Regions from separate parts of the Homo sapiens genome. Here region 1 is linked to region 2. Evidence: chromatin loops called from intact Hi-C (ENCODE). Cell type or tissue: chondrocyte. All regions are shown on one strand. Links, peaks and the distances in the headings refer to the core of each region. The heading gives the core; the rest is flanking DNA. Region 1 overlaps CALM1 (calmodulin 1). Region 2 overlaps DGLUCY (D-glutamate cyclase).

Region 1 (10,924 bases), core at 1-2,500, 780 kb before region 2:
CCTGGTAACCCCTCTAACAAGAGAGTTCTGTAGCGAGGTGGGACTGTTCTCCCCATAAGGTGACAGTTTCTCTTGCGAGGTGTGGCAGCGCTTCCTGTTGTACAAGACAGATGTTGCCTTGGCGTTACGTAAATCATCGTGTCTCCGTCATTTAAAGAAAGCCAATTTTTAGTGATTGAGGTAGAAAGAAAGATCCGTTTATAATTTGTAAAAACAAATTTTCACCCAGAATCAATATATTGGAACACCATTCCTACTGTTAAAGTTTTCACTTAAGAGTATAAACTTCATCAGCTTTCTATTAGGACTTATTTTGTAATTGGCTTCTTAGGCATCCTTCTTTAAAAGAGAAATCCACGTTAGCTCTCCTTGAGGTCTCGAGTTCCCTCGGCTGGAGGCACAGGTTCAGTGGAGACCAAATAATGCAGGTGAATTACCTTCGTGGCCATTACTGCCTCCAACGAAGTGTGTTTATTAAGAACAGTTCTTATGTCATTCTTAAGGTAGGTAGGGTTAATACTCTCCAGCAAATTTAGTAGATACTCTTTGCCAGAAAAGAGAGGAGTATATATAGTTTGATAATTATTGTGTAGTTTTCTGTGTACTTAATTTTTGCAGTTTTGTAACACTTCATTTGTAAGATGGTACCATTTTTTCCTGGCTTCTGAATCATAGGATAGTTTGACCCAGGGCATTAGCCATTGTAATGGTAGGCTTTTAACAAATAACTGCCTAATTTAAAGGATTGGAAAGCATTTGTTACATGGAAATGAAGTTGGTGGCGTACCCAGTTGCTGTATCTTTATTTTTTCTACTTAATTATTTCTCATAAAATGGATATAAAAGCCTGTTAATCCAACCCAATGCCATTATGTAACGCCAGTTTGGAGATTTCGAGGGCCTGGAGCAGTGCGCAAGGTGCGCTGAAAGCCTGCCCCTGGATGAGATCCTTATCCTGGCTGTGATGGCAGTGGCAGTGGGCTGGGTCCCTTGTTGAGTGGAAAGGGGGACTGCGGTGTCCATGGTGCAGTAGGTGGCGCTCTTCTGTCTTAGAGCCTGCCGCCACTGCAGCTGGTGCCAAGGGGCCTTCTGCCACTAGAGGTGCCATTTTTCACATGATGAACTTAGCCTAGTTAGATCGCAGAGCAAGCTGTAAGCCATGGGCCCAGAAAAGAAAACTTGAAGTGAGCAGATGTTGTCACTTCCTTGTAATCCTTTGTTAAAATAGCATAAGGAGTTTTCTTTATTCTATTTACTTTCATTAAATGACCGTGCTACAGGTTTCAAAGGATTTTAAGATTGATTTTTGAAAGATCACAATATTAAAAGTATAACTGGAAAACCTATGTTGAAATCAACCAAACATGTCGTGGACTGAATGATAACCTTTTCTTTCTTCATATAGGCTGATCAGCTGACCGAAGAACAGATTGCTGGTAAGTTGACAACTCCAAGGAGTCCCCAGAAGGCCAGAACTAGGCACTGACTCAGTTTTGGTGACTCCTCTGTTCCTCCCCGCTACAGTCTGGGCAGTTTTCTAAGAATTTATTTAAATAAGAACAGTAAGCAGAAACACTGAGGTCAGATGTTATTCTTGCCAGTACTTTATAGATGAGGTGAAAGGAAGTAAAACTAAGGATGCCCACATGTTAAACTCTGGAGAATTTGACCATGTTTCACAATGTGCAAAGTTTGCGTATGATTAATTGTACTGAGCCTGCTACTCAGCGGTTTAGTTTACAATTCTTATGCCATGGGTCTTTCAGTAATCTGCCACGAAAGCTTGTGCTCGCTATCCTAAAATAAATGGAAATGGGTGAATATGAGTGTTAGGACCACTGTAGTAATTGGGAAGAAAGTTACATTAGTTAAACTCTGTTGCCCAGGCTGGTCTCTAACTCCTGGGCTCAAGCAATCCTCCTGCCTCAGCCTCCTGAGTAGCTGGGACTACAGGCATGTGCCACCACGTCTGGCAGATTTTAGCTTTTTAATATTCCTGGAGGACTTGTTTTGAGACTGTTTCTCGTTAGGAAACCAGGAATGCTTCTGAAATATTCTAAAAGTCATGTGGAGAGAGTTTACCTGGGAATGTACATTTCTAGTAACCATTTTATTTGTTATGAAACAAGGGATTCTTATGGCTTTAGAAATGTAACAGGAAGGGATTTGAAGGGGGCACATGGACCAATCTTGTCAGATTGGATTTAGTCCCTTGAACCTGGGAGGCAGGGGTTGTAGTGAGCTGAGATTGCACCACTGCACTCCAATCTCGGTGACAGAGCGAGACTCCATTGTTTAAAAAAAAAAAAAAAGATTGGATTTAGGACTAATTTAAGCATGTTCCAGCTTAGCCGCCTTGAAACCTTTGGGAATATTGTGGTGTGTGGCACTGTTTATTGGGAGCAGTGTTTGCTTTATGGGCTGCTGTATGAAGGCCAGTCCAACAGGACTATTGTGGTCATTATTTCAGTAGATAAAGACCAGACTTCTGATACGTTGCACAACTTGAATGGCTGGCTTTGGCAAGCCCCCGGCAAGTGTGTATTGTGACTGGGTTGGATAAAGACATTGATTCTAACGGGTCAACTTTTGTTTTCAGAATTCAAGGAAGCCTTCTCCCTATTTGATAAAGATGGCGATGGCACCATCACAACAAAGGAACTTGGAACTGTCATGAGGTCACTGGGTCAGAACCCAACAGAAGCTGAATTGCAGGATATGATCAATGAAGTGGATGCTGATGGTAAGAGCTTTAAAACCATGAATGAGGGCCATTGTTGTGTAATTCAAGTTCAGACATGTTACAGGATTGTCTTTCAGGTCCCCAGAGCAAAGCAAATGTGCAAAGATCCTTTCTGTGGTTGCCCCAGGGCCATTGACAATTAAAATAGAAGATGATGGGCCTTGCGTCCATCCTGCTTAGTGTCTAGAATGTTTTCTGCATGGGATCACTATTGTTTTCTTCCTGCTTGGTGCGACCTAGAGCTCAAATCTATTTTTTTTTTTTTTTTTGGAGACGGAGTCTCGCCCTGTCGCCCAGGCTGGAGTGGCACTGGCGCGATCTCGGCTCACTGCAACCTCTGCCTCTTGGGTTCCAGCGATTCTCCTGCGTCAGCCTTCTGAGTAGCTGGAATTACAGGCGTGTGTCGCCACGCCCAGTTAGTGTTTTGTATCTTTAGTAGAGATGGGGTTTCACCATGTTGGCCAGGCTGGTCTCAAACTCCTGACCTCGTGATCCGCCCTCCCCGGCCTCCCAAAGTGCTGGGATTACAGGCGTGAACCACTGCTCCTGGCCGAGCTCAAAGCTTTTATCAACTGGCCCATGAGTCTGCACTGAGTCTTGAGGGGGGAGGTGAAATTAAATAGCCATAGAAAGTGCTTTTTAACAAACTTACTGTGTTTAAAGAGGAGGAGGAACCCCCAGATGAAGTAGGTGACGAGCACTCTTAGAAGTTACCATAAAAGTGAGTACAGTGTGAGCTGTAGATGTGTTTGCTGCAGAGGAGCATGTGAGGTTTGGAGGCGGATGTGTGGTGACTCCAGGGGATAGATTTGCAGAACCTAACGGAAAGGGAAGCTGTAAGGTGCAGGGCCAGAGGGAACCAGCAGTAACCCTGATAGCGGTCTGTCATCTGTTCCTCTCGACTCTACAGCAGCGGACAACAGAACTTTGATTGCTGATTTCCATCAGTAAGCAGGCTTTGAAGCACACTTCCCCACCCCTAAAAAAAAACCACGTATTTTGGTAAATCCTATATATATTCTAATGTACTGTATGACAGTATAGAACATGATTTTTAAAAGATGAGTTGGGAGGAGAAAAGGATAAAAGAAAAAATAAAAGAAGCATTAAGAATAAACAATTCGGATCTAGATTTTACTTTCTAGATGATTGACTCGAGGGTGGTGTAGTAAAATCGCTTGTCTGGTCACAAACATTTGGCAGCAGAGCTTTTGATTAGGTTCTTTGACAAAGCCTTCAGCACGTTAGAGTGGTTTTCACTAATAGTGTTTTGGAAAGAAAAGGTTGTCCATAGTTCTCTAGTTTGCTAAGATGATCAGCTACCCAGGAACGTGGAGTAACTTCCTCTTGTTTGTGGGAGCCCCGGGAATCTGTGCCTGGGGAGGGGAGAAGTCTGTTAGGCTCTTGGATTGTGTGGAAGAAGGAGAAGTTGTGCCAGGCTACAGAATCCTGTGTTTGCACTGAGAAAACAGGATGGTACCTGACCTTCTCTGCATGGCTGTGAGATAGCTTAAAATAATTTCTTTTGTTTTTGATGAATATGAACAATATCTTAAAATTTTTGAGGCTAAAAAAGTCTTGAAGGGATCCCTGAGGTATTTTCTTTGAAAGGTACTGGTGAAAATGAGTAACTTAACCTAAGGGTTTTTCTTTCTAATTTTATTTCCATTTAGTTCAATGACACTGTTAGTCTGGAGTGCTTGTCTTTGGGGGTATTCATCTCTTAGTTTTAAAGAGGAGTTGTTTGGAGTACTGGCCGTAGAACAGATTGTTCTGACAGTTCCCTAAGTGTTACTAGTCTGAGCTGTGAGAATGCTCCTGAGCTTTTCCCTTAATGGGAAATAAAGATACTGAGTTGGAAGAAAACAGGTGGCTAACCATCATAGCGTGGCCAAGAAATGATCCTGGAGAAGACTTGGTAAGACTTCATGGCCCATGCATGGCATAACAGAATCAATGTTCCTCTCTCATAATCTTTTCTCCTCTGAAACACTTTATACACTTAACCTGCAGCTCAGTTCTAGGCCTTTTTTGTGTTACTGCTGTCACTAACCAAGGCAGAGTGAGACCTGAGTGATTTCCCTAACTCAGGGATGGCAGTCGGGGGCGCTTTCTTCCCTCGGAGTGGAAAGATTCAGCCTGCGGAGTGGTGTATGCTATTTTTCTCTTGAACTGTACAGCCCTTCATGACCCTTCCATGGGCTTGAATCCAGATGTGCAGTTTCCTTTGTATAATTAAATACTATCCTGGGCACTGATGATGAGTTTGAAATTATGTGAAATTGCCCTGTGAAGTGTTTGAACGTTTTAGACCTGCAGATGATTGAACCTAGTAAGATAGTCTGCCCCTTTGTCCTAGTACATGTTTACCGTTCCGTACAGTGGTTCTGAAATGATTACTGCAGAGCAGCGTTAATGGAGTGCTTACTTTACATGAGCTTTTTGTTTTTTAATTCGAGGTAATGGCACCATTGACTTCCCCGAATTTTTGACTATGATGGCTAGAAAAATGAAAGATACAGATAGTGAAGAAGAAATCCGTGAGGCATTCCGAGTCTTTGACAAGGTAATCCAGCATCTACATAGCAGATGGTACTTAAGTATGGCTTCTTCCGCTTTCACTTCTAAAAGCTATAATAATGTTATAGACAGAAGACTTAAATCTAACTGCCTGAGCCTCTGATCTCACTTTCAAAAATCCTCCTTATGGTAACCGTATCAGGGGAGGGTAGGCATAATAAATAGGAATTTTGGACCATGTTTCTTGACTGTTACTTTGAATTGTTGTGAGCTTTTGCAAATCCTGTTTTCTGCATTAGCTGTTTGCATGTATTTAGTAGGTTAGAGGTGGGAACTAGAGATCAGAGAATTGTTTATGGCAGCAGAGTTAGCAGTAACTTGAGAGGGCATAGCTAAGTCAAAGACCTACTTCCCCACACTACATCATTAGCAATAACAATTGCTGAATGTTCACAGGATGGCAATGGTTATATCAGTGCAGCAGAACTACGTCACGTCATGACAAACTTAGGAGAAAAACTAACAGATGAAGAAGTAGATGAAATGATCAGAGAAGCAGATATTGATGGAGACGGACAAGTCAACTATGAAGGTAAAACTAAATTCTCTGAGCTCAGTGTTTCATAGTCTTACCTTTAGATCTGTAAGCAAGCCAACTGCTTCACTAGACAGCCTTTGACTTTATTTTATGTACAGTAAAGATGTTGTGTTCATTAAAGCTGTTTTCAAAGATAACCAAAAGTTACTATTATATTTGTCTTTTCAGAATTCGTACAGATGATGACTGCAAAATGAAGACCTACTTTCAACTCCTTTTTCCCCCCTCTAGAAGAATCAAATTGAATCTTTTACTTACCTCTTGCAAAAAAAAGAAAAAAGAAAAAAGTTCATTTATTCATTCTGTTTCTATATAGCAAAACTGAATGTCAAAAGTACCTTCTGTCCACACACACAAAATCTGCATGTATTGGTTGGTGGTCCTGTCCCCTAAAGATCAAGCTACACATCAGTTTTACAATATAAATACTTGTACTACCTTAATGATAAGGACTCCTTAAAGTTCCATTTGCTAATGATTAATACACTGTTTGGGCTGGCCAGTTTTTCATGCATGCAGCTTGACGATTGAGCACAGTCAGGCCTTTGTATTAAAAATGAAAAATGAAAAAACAAATTCAAAACCTATTCAAATGGGTTCTAGTTCAATTTGTTTAGTATAAATTGTCATAGCTGGTTTACTGAAAACAAACACATTTAAAATTGGTTTACCTCAGGATGACGTGCAGAAAAATGGGTGAAGGATAAACCGTTGAGACGTGGCCCCACTGGTAGGATGGTCCTCTTGTACTTCGTGTGCTCCGACCCATGGTGACGATGACACACCCTGGTGGCATGCCCGTGTATGTTGGTTTAGCGTTGTCTGCATTGTTCTAGAGTGAAACAGGTGTCAGGCTGTCACTGTTCACACAAATTTTTAATAAGAAACATTTACCAAGGGAGCATCTTTGGACTCTCTGTTTTTAAAACCTTCTGAACCATGACTTGGAGCCGGCAGAGTAGGCTGTGGCTGTGGACTTCAGCACAACCATCAACATTGCTGTTCAAAGAAATTACAGTTTACGTCCATTCCAAGTTGTAAATGCTAGTCTTTTTTTTTTTTTTTCCAATAAAAAGACCATTAACTTAAAGTGGTGTTAAATGCTTTGTAAAGCTGAGATCTAAATGGGGACAAGGCAGGTGGAGGGGAGGCCAGTGTACATGTAAATGCCCACAGCCCAGCATTGGGTTTCCCTCCCAAGGCCCCAGCACCAACCTCTGAGCCCAAGACCTTGCCTGAAAACAAGCAGATACCGATTGCTTCATCCTATTTATGGACATGTAGGTCTAGTTGCATTTTCACTGGGGGGAGGGGGGAAGGTGAATTATGGTAACTTTTAATGATCTATTCAGGCAGTAGAGCTCTTAAGGAAAAAAAAAAACCCACTTTCTCTCAAGCATGTATTTAGGGGTTGTTCTCAATTGTGCTGCTGATTACCTGTCTTATGTAACTACTTGAGACCATCTGCAAGAGACATGATTTAGTGTGTCTGTAATTCAATCTTCGCTGTGTGTGGTAGAAGCAGTAGTCACTTTTGTAAGCCAGTCTCTTCATGCCTAAAAGACACTACCAGTCACCTTTGATTCGCGACTTTTAATTTATGATTATACTTAGCCTCCTCCTCCTTTTTTTTTTTTTCCCAAGTTGACTTGACTTTGCTTTTTTCCCCCCAAGTAGAACTAATGCTAGCTTCCAGCTTGAAAGTAAAACTCCAGTGTGGAGTGAATTTTGTGTCTAATTATAAACCTGTAACCAAAACTCAGACATCTGGTACTGGTCTTTGCATTGAGATTGGTCCCTGTAAAACCCCCTTTAAAAGCATATTGCATTTAGTACAGAGCTCTTTTTTGAAATGAAGGCTGGAGATGTGCATTTTTCACGGTGTTAACTGGTTGTATCTTATTAGCAAGGAGATTGGGGTTTTGAGTGTTTGCGTGGGTGGTTTCAATTTGCCAGGGAACAGTGGCAGGCTGCTAGCAAGGCAGTGAGAAGCTCTTGGCAGCCAAATGGGTGCATTCAGGGCTGATTTATAGAGACCCTTGGCTTCTCCTTCTCCTACTCCCTGTCTTTCTGGCATTTTGTAGCTTGTTAGATTTTCTGCCAGAGGGGTGGGTCAGAGCAGTGGAGGGGAGACATCGCCCATGTGCTTCTGCTACTGGTCCTTGGGCTGGGTGGTTGGTAGAGGAGATGTTGACACTATGAGCTAAGGGTTGGCTTTTGTAATTACCTGAATCTGAAAGGAATGCCTAAGGTTACCTTGGGGTTTCTCTTCTGGTGAGATAGGGTTCCTGGTTTGAGTAAGTTAATGTCCTGGATATTTCTTGTGGCAGGGGGTGGTCAAAGAGCCTGATTGCTGACCCAGTCTCAGGCCTGTGGTCGATGACCTCTCGGTAGTTTCAAAGGGGGCTGGAGGGGGATATTTGACTTGTTTTTTCGAAATGTAGCCTTCTAACCCTCAAGTCTTTAGAAGCTGGGTGGACTCTTAGTGGTCCTGCAGCGTATCCTAAAAGACTACCTTTGAAACAGGATTCTTGTATGGCCAGGATCCTGTCTGGGAACCAGAAACCCTACACCCTCCCCCTCCAGGGAATGCTGAGTTCCAGTTTTGAGCAGAGGTGAGGCAGAATCCACTGTAGCCTTCCGCCCTGGTATTTGGGGGGATGACCAGCCCAGGCGTTGGGTGTTAGTCTGCATGAGTTTGTGAGAGGAAATAGCTGGGTGTCCTGGCAGTGCCCTTGAAGTTGGTTAGGACCTTCCTGTAAACTCTTGCCCCTACTTCTAACTACTCTATAAATATATACATATATTTATATATAAAGTGATTAGTTGAACTGGCATCCTGCTTTAGCCTGAGACTTGCCATAAGAAACTGCTGAGTACTTGGCAAACCCTTTCATAGTTTTGTTCTCCATCTGTTTGGGGTAGGTGTTGAGCGAGGCAAATGGATCTCGATATTTCAGATGGGCTTTTGATGCACTGTTGCCAAGGAAGGCTTTTTCTGATTTTTTGACAAATGAATTTTTGCACACTTTCATTGGTGTCTTTCGGCAACTTACACACATTGAAAATGAGCTATTGTACATATTTTTATATTCTCTTTATAAATGCATGTCTGATTGTACTTGTAACAATATTGTAATGAACGGCTGTGCAGTAGGCCCAGCGCTGCTGTGTCTCGTCAGAGGAATAGCTTACCACGAACCCCTCAGCATACTGGGAATCTCTTCCTGAACAACGAATGTAAATTTGGTCAAGTCTACTCTTCCGTTCATTCAATTATTTTAAGCATTTGAATTATTTATTGTATATCCTAAATATATTTCTCCTTTGGCAGTGACTAGATTTCCACTAATGTGTCTTAATCTATCCCTCCAGCTGGCAGTTACTGTTTTTTTAATCCCCTGAAGTTGTCCTGTAGGAGACAGAAATTCTTTGCTGTCTGTATCCCTTGGAGTAAGAAGGTAGTGGCATGGGTGGAGTGTGTGTTCTTTCTCCAAATCTATTATGATGTTTATTAAACACTTCTGTAGCAAAGATGGTGGTAGTTCTTTTGTTACTGAAGTTGCCCTTCACCATGGCTATTTGAAAAGGAGATGTACTTGGACGTTTCTGTAAATCTTGAGATAAACTGTTTGGAGATTTAACCACCTCTCTGATGGGGGACCAACTCTATGGAAATTGTAAATACGTTTTATTTATAAACCTGGCACTGTATTCAATAAACATTTCTGCAGCCTTTCATCTCTAACTGCGAACTGTGTAGGTTTCTAGCTTGCATAGCTTTCAATTCCTTTTGCTCTCAACAAGATAGACCTGCCCTCAGATGTAATTTCACTGGGTCTCTAGTACTGTGAGAGTGAGGGGCCAGAAATAACCGTAGACACATCCCACAACCGTCTTACCCTAGTTTTAAGTAGTTTGAGTGTTAATAGCTGACATTTTAACCTATTCTCTTAGCCTATTAACTTGTCCATGCTTGCTTTTTATGCGGAAAATTTACACCATAAGGATTAGTTTCCTTTTAACCCCAATCCAAGCCTCTTTAGGACTTGTATAAAGAAATACATTTTTTTCAATAAGATGGGAATTTTAGATGACAACCAAGATGATACCTTGGTTCATGTCAAGAGCGGGACAGCTGAGGAAAGTGGGGTGGGATGCAAGTACAATTTAGGACCTTGGCATTGAAGCCTTCCCCTTAGTCAACACTGGCCCAGACCCTGGTTCTTAGATGTAGCAGGAGAGGCTGCCTGCTTCTGCCCCCTTTGCTTCCAGAAAGGCCTTTTCCAGCTGCCTCGTGTGTTTCCCACTCTGCCCAGAAGGAGTGAGAGGGCTGAAAAGCGGGGCGGGATAAGGCCCTGCTTTCGACAGAAGGCTTGAGACACATCTCCAGAAAGCATTTAAAGAGCCCCTCCTGCACATAGGAGCTGGGACTATAAGGACATGGTCATCACCGTGGAGACGGCCCTCTGCTCTGAGGCTTTAGACCTGGCTTCTGGATTTGGTTCTGTCCCTCCAGCCTCAGGCAGGTTCTTTACCTTTCCCAGGCCTTGGTATCCTCCTTGGTAAGATCATATTGGACTTGGTACCTTCTGCCTGTGGCTTTCTAGGATTATGACCGACCTGGTTTGGCATCACTTTGTGTTTAGATAGATGAAATTGCAGCCTAAAGGATGGGAGGCAAAATTGTGTAGGAGTGCTGTGTCCTTTGAGATGACAAATGGGATTTAAAAATTCTCACCAGCTTCATGTTGGAGGTGGAGTGGAGGTTAAGCTTGCTATTAAGACGTGATGTAATATTGGAACCTGGGTCAGAGAAACTGATTGTTAAGTGACTTCCATTCTCCCAGGACGGAAATAGGAGGCTACCACTGGGCCTGTAAGGGATTCAGTCCAAGTGACATCATCTGGTTTTCAGCAGCTCCGGTTTAGAAAAACACACACACATTTCCGATTCAAGCTGAACTTTCCCGGGCACTGGGGGGCTGGAGCACCCAATGACTCAGGATGCCTTAGAAGGAAATAAAACATAAAGCTTTTTATAGCTTGGTGCTTCTCTCCCA
Region 2 (11,352 bases), core at 2,861-5,360:
CCATGATCCCCCTGTTCACATCGGCGACCCAGGTCAGTGTCTCTCGCTCCTGCCCATGATCCTGACAGCCTCTCTTGGAGTTGGGCCTAAGAAGCAGACAGGAGTTTGCCACGTTCCTAAGCTCCCATGGCTTGTCTTTGTTTTTACCAGGGGTCTCCAGGGGCAAAGGCCCTGAACAAGGCTCAAAGGCTCTGGCAGCTGTATCAGGGCTGGGCTTACAGATGCCCCTCAGGTTTAAAGGTGCCACCCTTGGCAGAATAGCCAGTCTCACTGTGATGTAAGTTTATATATATCACATCCTTTTGGGTTTTTACCGAGGCTTAATAATACATACATAGGAAAAAATATATATATATATAATGAATATATATATTGGGTTTTGTCCACAATTCCTGGCTCATAACTCCTAAAATTCTTGGAACCTCCAAAATGCTGTATTTTGTCTGATAGGTTCAGGGTGGGGCTGGTCACCAGAAAGACTAAGGTAGGATTAGAGGGTTGGGACTTTCAGCTCCACCCCTCCCCGCAACCTCCAGGGAGGAAAGAGGGGCTAAAGGTCAAGCTGATTACCCACGGCTGATGGTTTAATCAATCATGCTCATGTAATGAAGCCTCCGTAAAACCCCAAGAGGATAGGCTTCAGTGAGCTTCTACATAGCTGAACACATGTAGGTTCCTAGAGGGTGGTGCCTAAGGAGGGCATGGAAGCTCCGCACCCCTTCCCCCACACCTTGCCCTGGGCATCTCTATCTGTATCCTTTGCAATATCCTTTATTTAATTTAATTAAATTAATTAATTTATTTATTTTTGAGACACAGTTTCCCTCTGTCGCCCAGGCTGGAGTGCAGCGTTGCAATCTCAGCTCACTGCAACCTCCATCTCCTGGGTTCAAGCGATTCTCCTGCCTCAGCCTCCCAAGTAGCTGGGATTACAGGTGCCCAACACCATGCCCAGCTAATTTTTGTATTTTTAGTAGAGATGGGGTTTTGCCATGTTGGCCAGGCTGGTCTTGAACGCCTGGCCTCAAGTGGTCTGCCCGTCTTGGCCTCCCAAAGTGCTGGGATTACAGGTATGAGCCACCGCACCCGGTCTGCAATATTTTTTATGATAAACTGGTATACATAAGTAAATGTTTCCTCAAGGTCTGTGAGCTGCTCCAGGAAATTAATCAAACTCAAAGAGTTTGGGTATAATCAAACCCAAAGAGGGTTAATCAAACTGGAAGCCAGTTGGTCAGAAGTTCTGGAGGCCCAGACTTGCAACTGGTGTCTGTAGGGGGGTGGCCTTGGGGACTGAGCCCTCAACCCGTGGGTTCTGATGCTATCTCCAGGTGGAATGGAATTGGAGGGCACCCAGCTGGTGCCTCCTGCTTGATGGTGGGGAGAAACCCCTACAAATTTGGTCACAGGAGTCTTCTGTGTGGATGACTGTTACTGCGGTGTGAGAGCAGAGGAAACACACCATTTAGGTAGAGTTTTTTTCTCTACACGCTCACCCACTGGGGATCTTTGATAAATGTAAAGCTCCTATGAACTTCCAATGAATCTGGGGTTGGAGGAAGCCAAGGGTTGCAGCAGGGCTCTTTGTCCGGAGATTTGAGCTCGAAGCAACGTCTAATCTGGGCTGCTATTCTTTGGTATATTTGGGTAGGAGATGGCTTTGTTCCATATGTTAATTTGAGCTGAAATCCATTGATCCCCAGCGTATTCACTCAATCTGAGAGTGAGTGAACAGATCCAAGATGAAGAGCCAATATCAAGAAGCTGTGCAGGCCTCTTAGAAGGCCTGATGAGAGTTTGAGACTGGGCCTTGGTTGAGGGTCCAAGTTTGGTATACCTAAACTTGCTCAACTGCATAACCGACAACATTAGACAGAACCTAGCCTTTTGTGAAAATGCAGTCAGTACTTGCTAGCTTCATCACATGAGGATGATTCAGGGCCACCCACCAGGATGGTGTCTGCTGAGGAGTTTTATCATTAGCGGGGATGGATTGGGCCCAGCACATCCATCTTTGCTGTCTTCGGGATTAGGTTGCTGCTGGTAGTCAAGCAGCTGAGGTTAGGTGCATGAGATGTGACCCAGCCTGGACCAAGGTCAACCCCCCAAGGCTGGCTTTGGTAGCAATCTGCACAATGAGAGTACTAGGCTCAATGCACCCAAGGATCCTTCCAGAAATCACGCCACACAGTTTGAGATTCTGTTTTCTGAAACCACCATGCCACATGGACTGTAAATTATGGAGTAGCCTGAGTTGTCAAAGCCTTAATCCCTATTCTCCTTCACCTCTTCCTCAAATACCATTTACAATAATCCTGCAATTTGAGTTTCTGTTTTAGAGAAAGAACCATAAACTACTCAACCAGTTCTAATTGGATGCTCCCTGCTGAGGAAATTACATTTTCCTTTTCCATCTGCAGAACTGTTGGGAATCAAAGAGCTTTCCAAACCTGCCTACGGGGATGCCATGGTGTGTCCCCCAGGGGAGGTTCCAGTGTTCTGGCCTTCTCCGCTGACCAGTCTCGGAGCTGTCAGCAGCTGTGGTACGTTGGGGGATAATGGGACAATCGATCTGCCCTAGGATGGAGCCCAGTGGGGTCTAGTTCTTGAAAGCATATTCTCGTAGTACAATGATTTAAAAATAAAGCCATGAAACAAAACACAAAACAGAGGCCTACAGCTACAGTGAATCTCTCTCTGGTTTCCTTCTTTTATTTATTTATTTTTTTTTGAGACAGGGTCTCACTCTGTTGCCAGGCTAGAGTGCTGTGGTGCAATCTCGGTTCACTGCAACCTCCAGCTCCCTGGTTCAAGCGATTTTTCAGTCTCAGCCTCCTGAGTAGCTGGGATTACAGGCATGTGCCACCATGCCCAGCTAATTTTTGTATTTTTAGTAGAGACGGGGTTTCACCATGTTGGCCAGGATGGTCTCAATCTCCTGACCTCGTGGTCTGCCCACCTTTGCCTCCCACAGTGCTGGGATTACAGGCGTGAGTCATCGCGCCTGGCCTGGTTTCCTTCTTTTAATCCCAGGGCTGGATCTCCTTACCAGAGCACTTTGTCTTACAACTCAATTTTTTTGTCGTTGGTTTTTTGGTTTTGTTGAGACACAGTCTCACTCTGTCGCCCAGGCTGGAGTGCAGTGGCACGATCTCGGCTCACTGCAAGCTCCGCCTCCTGGGCTCCAGCGAGGGAGGTGTGCCTCAGCCTCCCAAGTAGCTGGAATTACAGGTGCATGCCACCACACCTGGCTAATTTTTGTATTTTTAGTAGAGACGAGGTTTTGCCATGTTGGCCACGCTGGTCTTGAACTCCTGGCCTCAAGTGATCCTCCCACCTCAGCCTCCCAAAGTGCTTGGATTGCAGGCATGAGCCACCGTGTCCAGCCTCAAATATGTTTTGATTAAATATATTTCCTTCCTTCCTTCCCTTCTTCTTTCTTCTTTCTCTCTCTCTCCCTTCCTTCTTGTCTTGTCTTTCTTTCTTTCTCTTTCTTTCTTTCTTTCACAGAGTCTCACTCTATTGCCAAGGCTTGAGTTCAGTGGCATCATCATAGCTCACTGCAGCCTCAAACCTCTGGGGTCAAGTGATCCTCCCATCTCAGCTTCCCAGGTAGCTGGGACTACAGGCATACGCCGCCATACCAAACCAATTTTTAGAAATTTTTTGTAGAGATGGGGTCTTGTTACAATGTCCAGGCTGGTCTCAAAGTTCTGGGCTCAAGTGATTCTCCTGCCCCAGCCTCCTGAGTCATAGGGATAACAGCATGAGCCATTGCTTCAGCCGTTTTGATTAAATATATATTTTTATCTGCTGAAGCATCCCAGCCCATTCTAGCAGGAGGACTAACCTTTAGCTTGGCTTTTTGAGACATTTTGGAGATTGATGGGGCCTTGAAAACAAAGGTGAAGCCAAGAAATATAACTAAACAAGTCATTTCCTGTGGTATTTGCAAGGTGATTATAAACAAGGCCAGCAGCAGTACATTTTTTCCAAGGCCTAGGTGATATTACAATGAAGAGACACACGAGGGCGCCCTCGCTAGCTCTCAGTAAGATAGGAAGGTGACAGAAACATGAAAAATAACAGCTATTGCAGACCATGGTCATGGACACTGGAAAATTCTGGCCAGGCCAGCCACACTTGCGCTGTAAGCACATACTGTAGTGTTACTTTAATTTATTTTGAAAGCATTCGTGAGAGTTCAGCTATCAGAATGGCCTCATGCGAGGGAAAGATCATCCCTAATGTGGTGATGAGGCGTGGCTGCCAAGATCCACAGGATTCCATTTGTTCATTTATTTAAGTGCATGTGTTGAGAACCTGCTATGTGCCAGGCATGCACCCAGGCCTCAGGAGTACAGTGCTCCATGGGACAGGATGGAGTCCTCTGGGCGCTCATGGTCTTGTCTGAGTGTGTGTGTGGGCATGTGTGTAGACACACCCACCCACGTGCAGTAAACGTCCCCCAGCCCAGTGGCCTCACCGCTTTCCCACCATCGGTCGTGGCAGGTGCCCTGCAGAGGAGATCTCACTGCTGTGGGCACCCCAGCATGGCATGTTCCAGTCCTTTAGTTCTGACAGCGATAGCACAATTGATCGTAGATGAGAACAAATGACATCAGAGAGGGACAATCTTGAATCATTCTCAAATTCCCTTTTTTTTTTTTTGAGACAAGGTCTCGCTCTGTCACCCAGGCTGAGTGCAGTGGCACGATCACAGCTCACTGTAGCCTTGACCTCCTAGGCTCAAGCAATCCTCCCACCTGAGCCTCTGGAGTAGCTGGACTACAGGTATGCACCATCATGTCCAGCTAATTTTTAAATTTTTGTGGAGATGGGGTCTCACTATGTTGCCCAAGCTGGTCTTGAACTCCTGGGCTCAAGCGATCCTCCCACCTCAGCCTCCCAAAGTGCTGGGATTATAGTCGTGAGCCACCATGCCTACCTTGAACTTCAATATTTAAACTTCTATTAGCAATAGATTATGTGCAACAGACCTCACAACTGATGGGGGCAAAACCCCGTGTCATGCTCTGAGCTGACTGTTCTGACATCTACCTGGTTTTGGAGTGACCAGTTTTAGGTGCCATCCAAAACACAGACAAGCGATAATTAAATTCATCATCAGATTCAAGACTTTTTCCCCTTACACATCAAATCTAAAAGTTATGTATCTATTAGATTTTTATTTTGAAGTGCTGGCTGACTCTTTCTATTAAATATGAAACTTTAAGCCAAGTGTGGTGGCTTACGCCTGTAATCCCAGCACTTTGGGAGGCTGAGGTGGTCGGATCACTTGAGGTCAGGAGTTCAAGACCATCTTGGCCAACATGGTAAAACCCTGTCTCTACTAAAAATACAAAAATTAGCCAGGCGTGATGGCACACACCTATAATCCCAGCTACTTGGGAGGCTGAGAATTGCTTGAACCCCAGAGGCGGAGGTTGCAGCGAGCTGAGATCTCACCACTGCACTCCAGCCTGGGTGATAGAGCGAGACTCTGTCTCAAAAAAAAAAGAAACTTTATTGTTTCTGTGAAATCCAAGATTTATTTACTCAATTCACATCTGCATTTGTTGAACACCTATTATGCGCAAGGCCCTCTGTGGGATCCTGAGATGAATGAGCAATGGTCGCTCTTCTCCAGGAGCATACAACTGAGTAGAGATGAATACTCAAAGATAGTAATGACACTGAGGAAGGCAGAAGAGGTAAATAGTATGGTATTAAGCACTTAATGAGCTAGGCATAAGGAACTAAGAATGAGTAAGATACTACGTGGTTCAGGCCAGGCTCTGTGGCTCATGCCTGTAATCCCAGCACTGTGGTAGGCTGAGGCAGGAGGATTGCTTGAGCCCAGGAGTTTGAGGCCGCAGTGAGCTGTGTTGCACCACTGTACTCCAGCCTGGGCAACAGAGCAAGGCCTTATCTCTTTAAAAATATATATAGATGAGGCTGGGTGCGGTGGCTCACGCCTGTAATCCCAGCACTCTGGGAGGCTGAGACAGGAGGATCACCTGAGGTCAGGAGTTCGAGCCAGCCTAGCCAACATGGCAAAACCCTGTCTCTACTAAAAATACAAAAATTAGCCGGGTGTAGTGGTGCACGCCTATAATCCCAGCTACTCAGGAGGCTGAGACAGGAGAATTTCTTGAACCCGGGAGGCAGAGGTTGCAGTGAGCCGAGATCGCACCACTGCACTCCAACCTGGGCGACAGAGCAAGGTTCCGTCTCCAAAAAAAAAAAAATATATGCTTGTTCAATTAAGCAAACCATCGAGGGCTTACTCTGAAACAAGCACTTTGCTGAACACTTTCTTAAAAATTTATTTTTTTTTTTTACATTTTTAAACCACGAGTATGCTAAACACTTTTTTTTTTTTTTTTTTTTTTTGAGATAAGGTCTTGCTCTGTTGCCTAGGCTGGAGTGCAGTGACGTGTTCTCAGCTCACTGCAGCCTCTGCCTCCCAGGTTCAAGCAATTCTCCCACCTCAGCCTCCCAAGTAGCTGGGATTACAGGCGCACCACCAAGCTGGGCTAATTTTTGTATTTTTAATAGAGACAGGGTTTCACTATGTTGCCCAGGCTGGTCTTGAACTCCTGACCTCAGGTGATCCACCCTCCTTGGCCTCCCAAAGTATTGGGATTACAGCCGTGAGCCACTGCGCCCTGCCTGCTAAACACTTTTATGTACGTTTTCCAGTTTCGTTCTGACAATAGCCATATGAGGCATTATCATTACAGTCAAAGAAACAGGTTTAAAGAATAAAGTCGGGCTGGGCGTGGTGGCTCACACCTGTAATCCCAGCACTTTGGGAGGTCAAGAGGGGAAGATCACCTGAGGTCAGGAGTTTGAGACCAGCCTGGATAACATGGTAAAACACTGTCTCTACTAAAAATACTAAAATTAGCCAGGCGTGGTGGCGGGTGCCTGTAATCCCAGCTACTCAGGAGGCTGAGGCGGGAGAGTCGCTTGAACCCAGGAGGCAGAGGTTGCAGTGAGCCAAGATCATACCACTGCACTCCAGCCTGGGTGACACAACAAGACTCCATCTCAAAAAAAAAAAAAAAAAGAATAAAGTCAATAAAGTCACATCTCAAATTCCAGTATATTCACAATGCTAAAACCAGTTCTTAATAACTATGCTAGAGTGTTTCACATTGCCTGAAATCTAACAAAGGAGAGTCTTTAAAGAATAAAATTAACATAAATCAAAGCAAAATGTAAGTGCCATAAGGAAAAATAGAAACGATGCCATAAGGAAAAATAGAAATGATGCTCACAGAGGGTTCCAAACCTAACATTTGCTGGAAAGCAAAGCAAGATGGCTTCATGAGTTTTAAGAATCCAGTAAACACTTCCTGATATCCATGGGTTAAATTGATGGAATCGCCTAGAGCTCTAGCTATAGCTGTGGCTGTATCTCACTTCTTTTCAACCCATATTCAACTCATCTTTACTTTCCTAGAGATTAGAGGCAACTGTTTAAATGGAACTTGATGTAGCTATAAACCAGCTTATTCTGACCTTGGTGCCAGCAGGTGGTATAGGGAGTGCTTAGGCTGAGTTGATGGCCAGGTGCCATCTTGCCTATCAACAGTGGGCTAGATGAGGGTAGGCTGGACTTGATGAAGTGGCTGGGCTCAGACCCTCCTGCTGTGTGTTTTAGAGACCCCACTGGCTTTTGCCAGCATCCCAGGCTGCACAGTTATGACTGACCTGAAGGATGCAAAGGCTCCACCTGGTTGTCTCACCCCAGAGAGAATTCCAGAGGTCCATCACATTTCCCAAGATCCTCTGCACTACAGCATCGCGTCAGTCTCTGCTTCTCAGAAGATCAGAGAACTAGAGTCTATGATCGGCATAGACCCAGGTAAGAAACAACACATTTGCTCGGCATAGACCCAGGTAAGAAACAACACATTTGCACCTGGAGAAAATCACCTTTTCAGTGAAAAAGGTGGGATGCAAAATGTATCCACAGGATGATTTTTTAAATGTTGATACTGCATATAAATCTCAAAAAGACTAGAATTAAATACACCAAAATACTGACATTGATGGTCTCTAGGTAGTGGTATTGTGAGTGATTTTTGCTTACTTTCTTTTTCTTTCTTTCTTTCTCTTTCTTTCTTTTGTTTTCTTTCTTTTCTTTCTTTTTTTTCTTTTTTTTTTGAGACAGAGTCTTACTCTATTGCCCAGGCTGGAACAATGGCGTGATCTTGGCTCAAGTGATTCTCCTGTCTCAGCCTCCTGAGTAGCTGGGATTACAGGCACGCTCCACCACACCTGGCTAATTTTTGTATTTTTAGCAGAGACAGGATTTCACCATGTTGGCCAGGCTGGTCTTAAACTGCTGACCTCATGATCCGCCCACCTTGGCCTCCCAAAGTGCTGGGTTTACAAGCGTGAGCCACCATGCCCAGCCTTGCTTTCTTCTTTATGGCTTTTTATTTATTTATTTATTTATTTATTTATTTTTGAGATGGAGTCTCACTCTGTTGCCCAGGCTGGAGTGTGGTGGTGCAATCTCAATTCACTGCAACCTCCATCTCCCGGGTTCAAGTGATTCTCCTGCCTCAGCCTCCTGAGTAGCTAGGACTATAGGCATGTGCCACCCCACCCAGCTAATTTTTGTATTTTTAGTAGAGTCGAGGTTTCACCATGTTGGCCAGGCTGGTCTCGAACTCCTGACATCAGGTAATCCACCCATCTCGGCCTCCCGAAGTGCTGGGATTGCAGGTGTAAGCCACCATGTCCAGTAGTTTTTGGCTTTTTCTTGTTGTTCTAAACTTTAACACTAAACGTGAGGAAGTTCGTTGAGTTTATTTGCTGGGCATGTTGCCAGCCAGAAGCAGATGGGGTTAGGTAGTAAGAAAAAAAGAGAGAATGGTTTCTAGGTAGGCAACTGCCACCATTAAAAAAAAGTTATTTATGTAGTTTATTATTATTATTTAGAGATGGGGGCGTGGTGTCTCACTATGTTGCCCAGGTTGGTCTTGAACTCCTGGGCTCAAGTGATTTTCCCGCCTCGGCCTCCCAAAGTGCTGGGACTGCAGGCATAAGCCACCTAGCCTGTCCTCTATGGATTTAGTGATGTCCCTAATCTCCCCCTTTAGTGCCATTGCCCTGGGGTTGGGCATGGAATAGATTAGTTGTATACTGGATAGCAGGGATAGTGATGGGGTAGGATTACTTCTCCGGGGATCCCAGTGGGGCAGGACCCTACAGCCACAGCCTCACAACAGTTTGCAGTCAACTTGTATATTGTATAACGCATCTCAGGGGAAGGATAGCCCTTCTGTGGCTTTGGAGCCACTGGCCTTCTGTACATGGGAGAGGGCTGGTGGGATCCCCTAGGGGACCTGCTGATTCCAATTAGTTATTTTATTTTATTTTATTTTATTTTTTATTTTATTTTATTTTATATTTTTATTTATTTTTATTTTTTTATTTTAGTTTAGTTTATTTATTTTATTTTATTTTATTTTTTGAGACAAGATCTCACTCTGTTGCCCAGGCTGGAGTGCAGTGATGCGATCTTGGCTCACTGTAACCTCCACCTCCTAGGCTCAAGCAATCCTCCCACCTCAGCCTCCTGAGTAGCTGAGACTACAGGCCGGCACCACCATACCTGGCTAATTTGTTGTTGTATTTTTAGTAGAGACGGGGTTTTGCCATGTTACCCAGGCTGGTCTCAAACTCCTGAGCTCAAGTGGTCTGCCCACCTCAGCCTCCCAAAGTGCTGGGATTACAGGCATGAGCCACCATGCCTGGCCCTGCTGATTCCAATTAGAAAGAGGTTTGCTAAAAGCTGGTTGAGGGGCTTTTAACTTCCTGCTATGTCTTCATTTAAGGGCTGAATTTCTAATCCCAGGTGGCCAGCAGGGACTGCAGTTTCACCTGCCATTGTGTGTGGTAAATCCCTTTGTTGGCAAACACTCATGAGAGAATTACGGTGTAGCCCATACCTCAGTTTCTTCATCAGCGTAACAGGAGTGATGACAATTATGCCTGCCTCTCTGGGTTGTGATGCATGATAAGGATAATGGTGTCACCTACCAAGTTATACTGTGCCAGGCAACAGGCTGCAAGCATTTATGCGTTTCATCTTATTAAATTCTCCCAGTGACTCTACGTGGAGGCAGCTATGATTAACTTCATTTAACAGGTGAGGAAACTGAGGCAGATAAGGTACAAAGACTTTCCAAAATCCACATACCTAGTAGGTGGTCAGGGCAGAACTTGAACCCATGTCTGCTGACTTCAAGCCTATGATTTATACCTGTCAGCTAAATTAGAATCTCAATGGAAACGGTAAGTCACAGTCTTGCCTGGGCAGTTGAAAGAGTGCTCTAGCGACTCCTGGTTCACACCCCAGTCCCTCTTCTGGACCTTCTCATGGGCCGTGCTCCTAAACCTGGGGTACAAACCGCCCTTGGCACCTGGAATGACTGGAGAGGAGAAGGCATATGTGGCCTCCCCACCGGCCCACCTGACTCTCATTCCCCAGAGTCAGGTGGGCCAGTGGGAAGATCTAGGTAGCTACCTGCATCAATGGTGGCCGACCTCCGTGGAGAGCTGAGGGGTGAGGCCAGCCTGCAAAGCAGCAGTCAGCAATCTGGGCCAGACTCCCAGGGCCCAGACAGGACTGATTCCAGCACCAGTTTAAAGCCTACAGCAGCTGGGTAGAACCCCAAAACAGACAGGCTGGGACCTTCCCCTGCTGGCCAGCACTGTCACGAATCTGACAGTGCAGACCAGCCCTAGAAATACCTAATTCTTGGGAGGCCGAGGTGGGAGGATCACTTGAGGTCAGGAGTTGAAGACCAGCCTGGCCAATGTAGAGAGATCCTATCTCTAGAAAAAACAATAATAATAAAAATTAGCTAGGTGTGGTGGTGTCAAACGCCTGTGGTCCCAGCTACTGGGGAGGCTGAGGTGTGCAGATCGCTTGAGTTCAGGAATTTGAAGCTGCAGTGAGCCATGATTGCAGCACTGCACTCCAGCCTGGGCAATAGAGCAATACCCTGTGAAAGAAAGAAAGAAAGAAAGAAAGTTGGGGGGGGGGAGGGAGGGAGGGAGGGAGTCTGATTCTGGAAGGAAGGAAGGAAGGAAGGGAGGGAGGGAGGGAGGGAGGGAAGGAGGGAGGGAGGGAGGGAAGGAAGGAAATGTCTGATTCTCTCCCCTGGGCCTAGGAGCAAAAGTTGTCTTCCAATGACAGGGGCATCTGTAGTAACTAAATTTCTTGCTGAACCACTGGACATAGCTCTTTGCCTGTTTGTCTTCTGTTAGGTTGTTCATTCATTAGTTCATTCTGTAGAGAATGTGGTTTCCTTTACATATAAT

The links. Hi-C counts contacts between places; a loop is a spot of excess contacts. Peaks named below come from ENCODE experiments on the same cell type or tissue, not always from the same donor. Only the 100,000 strongest peaks of a DNase experiment are listed, where the experiment ranks them.
Region 1: a loop joins it to region 2, with 3 times the contacts of the local background. A loop is called at or near these places in 3 of 110 quality-filtered maps.

The regions. Positions count from the first base shown.
Region 1 is chr14:90,398,660-90,409,583 of GRCh38, forward strand. CALM1 (calmodulin 1) reads left to right here. Exons shown (of 6, transcript NM_006888.6): 2 at 1,406-1,436; 3 at 2,600-2,743; 4 at 5,203-5,309; 5 at 5,720-5,855; 6 at 6,030-9,609. The coding sequence ends at 6,058. Among named protein-coding and RNA genes, the nearest start is that of CALM1, 7.1 kb to the left of the region's middle. RefSeq lists enhancers at 1-101, 5,782-6,981. In chondrocyte, for the core only: a CTCF peak has its summit at 1,044 (motif pointing right); a DNase peak (open chromatin) is centred at 1,033.
Region 2 is chr14:91,173,514-91,184,865 of GRCh38, forward strand. DGLUCY (D-glutamate cyclase) reads left to right here. Exons shown (of 14, transcript NM_001102368.3): 7 at 2,421-2,543; 8 at 7,673-7,876. Among named protein-coding and RNA genes, the nearest start is that of SNORA11B, 53 kb to the left of the region's middle. In chondrocyte, for the core only: CTCF peaks have their summits at 4,031 and 4,243; no DNase peak of the experiment used is centred there.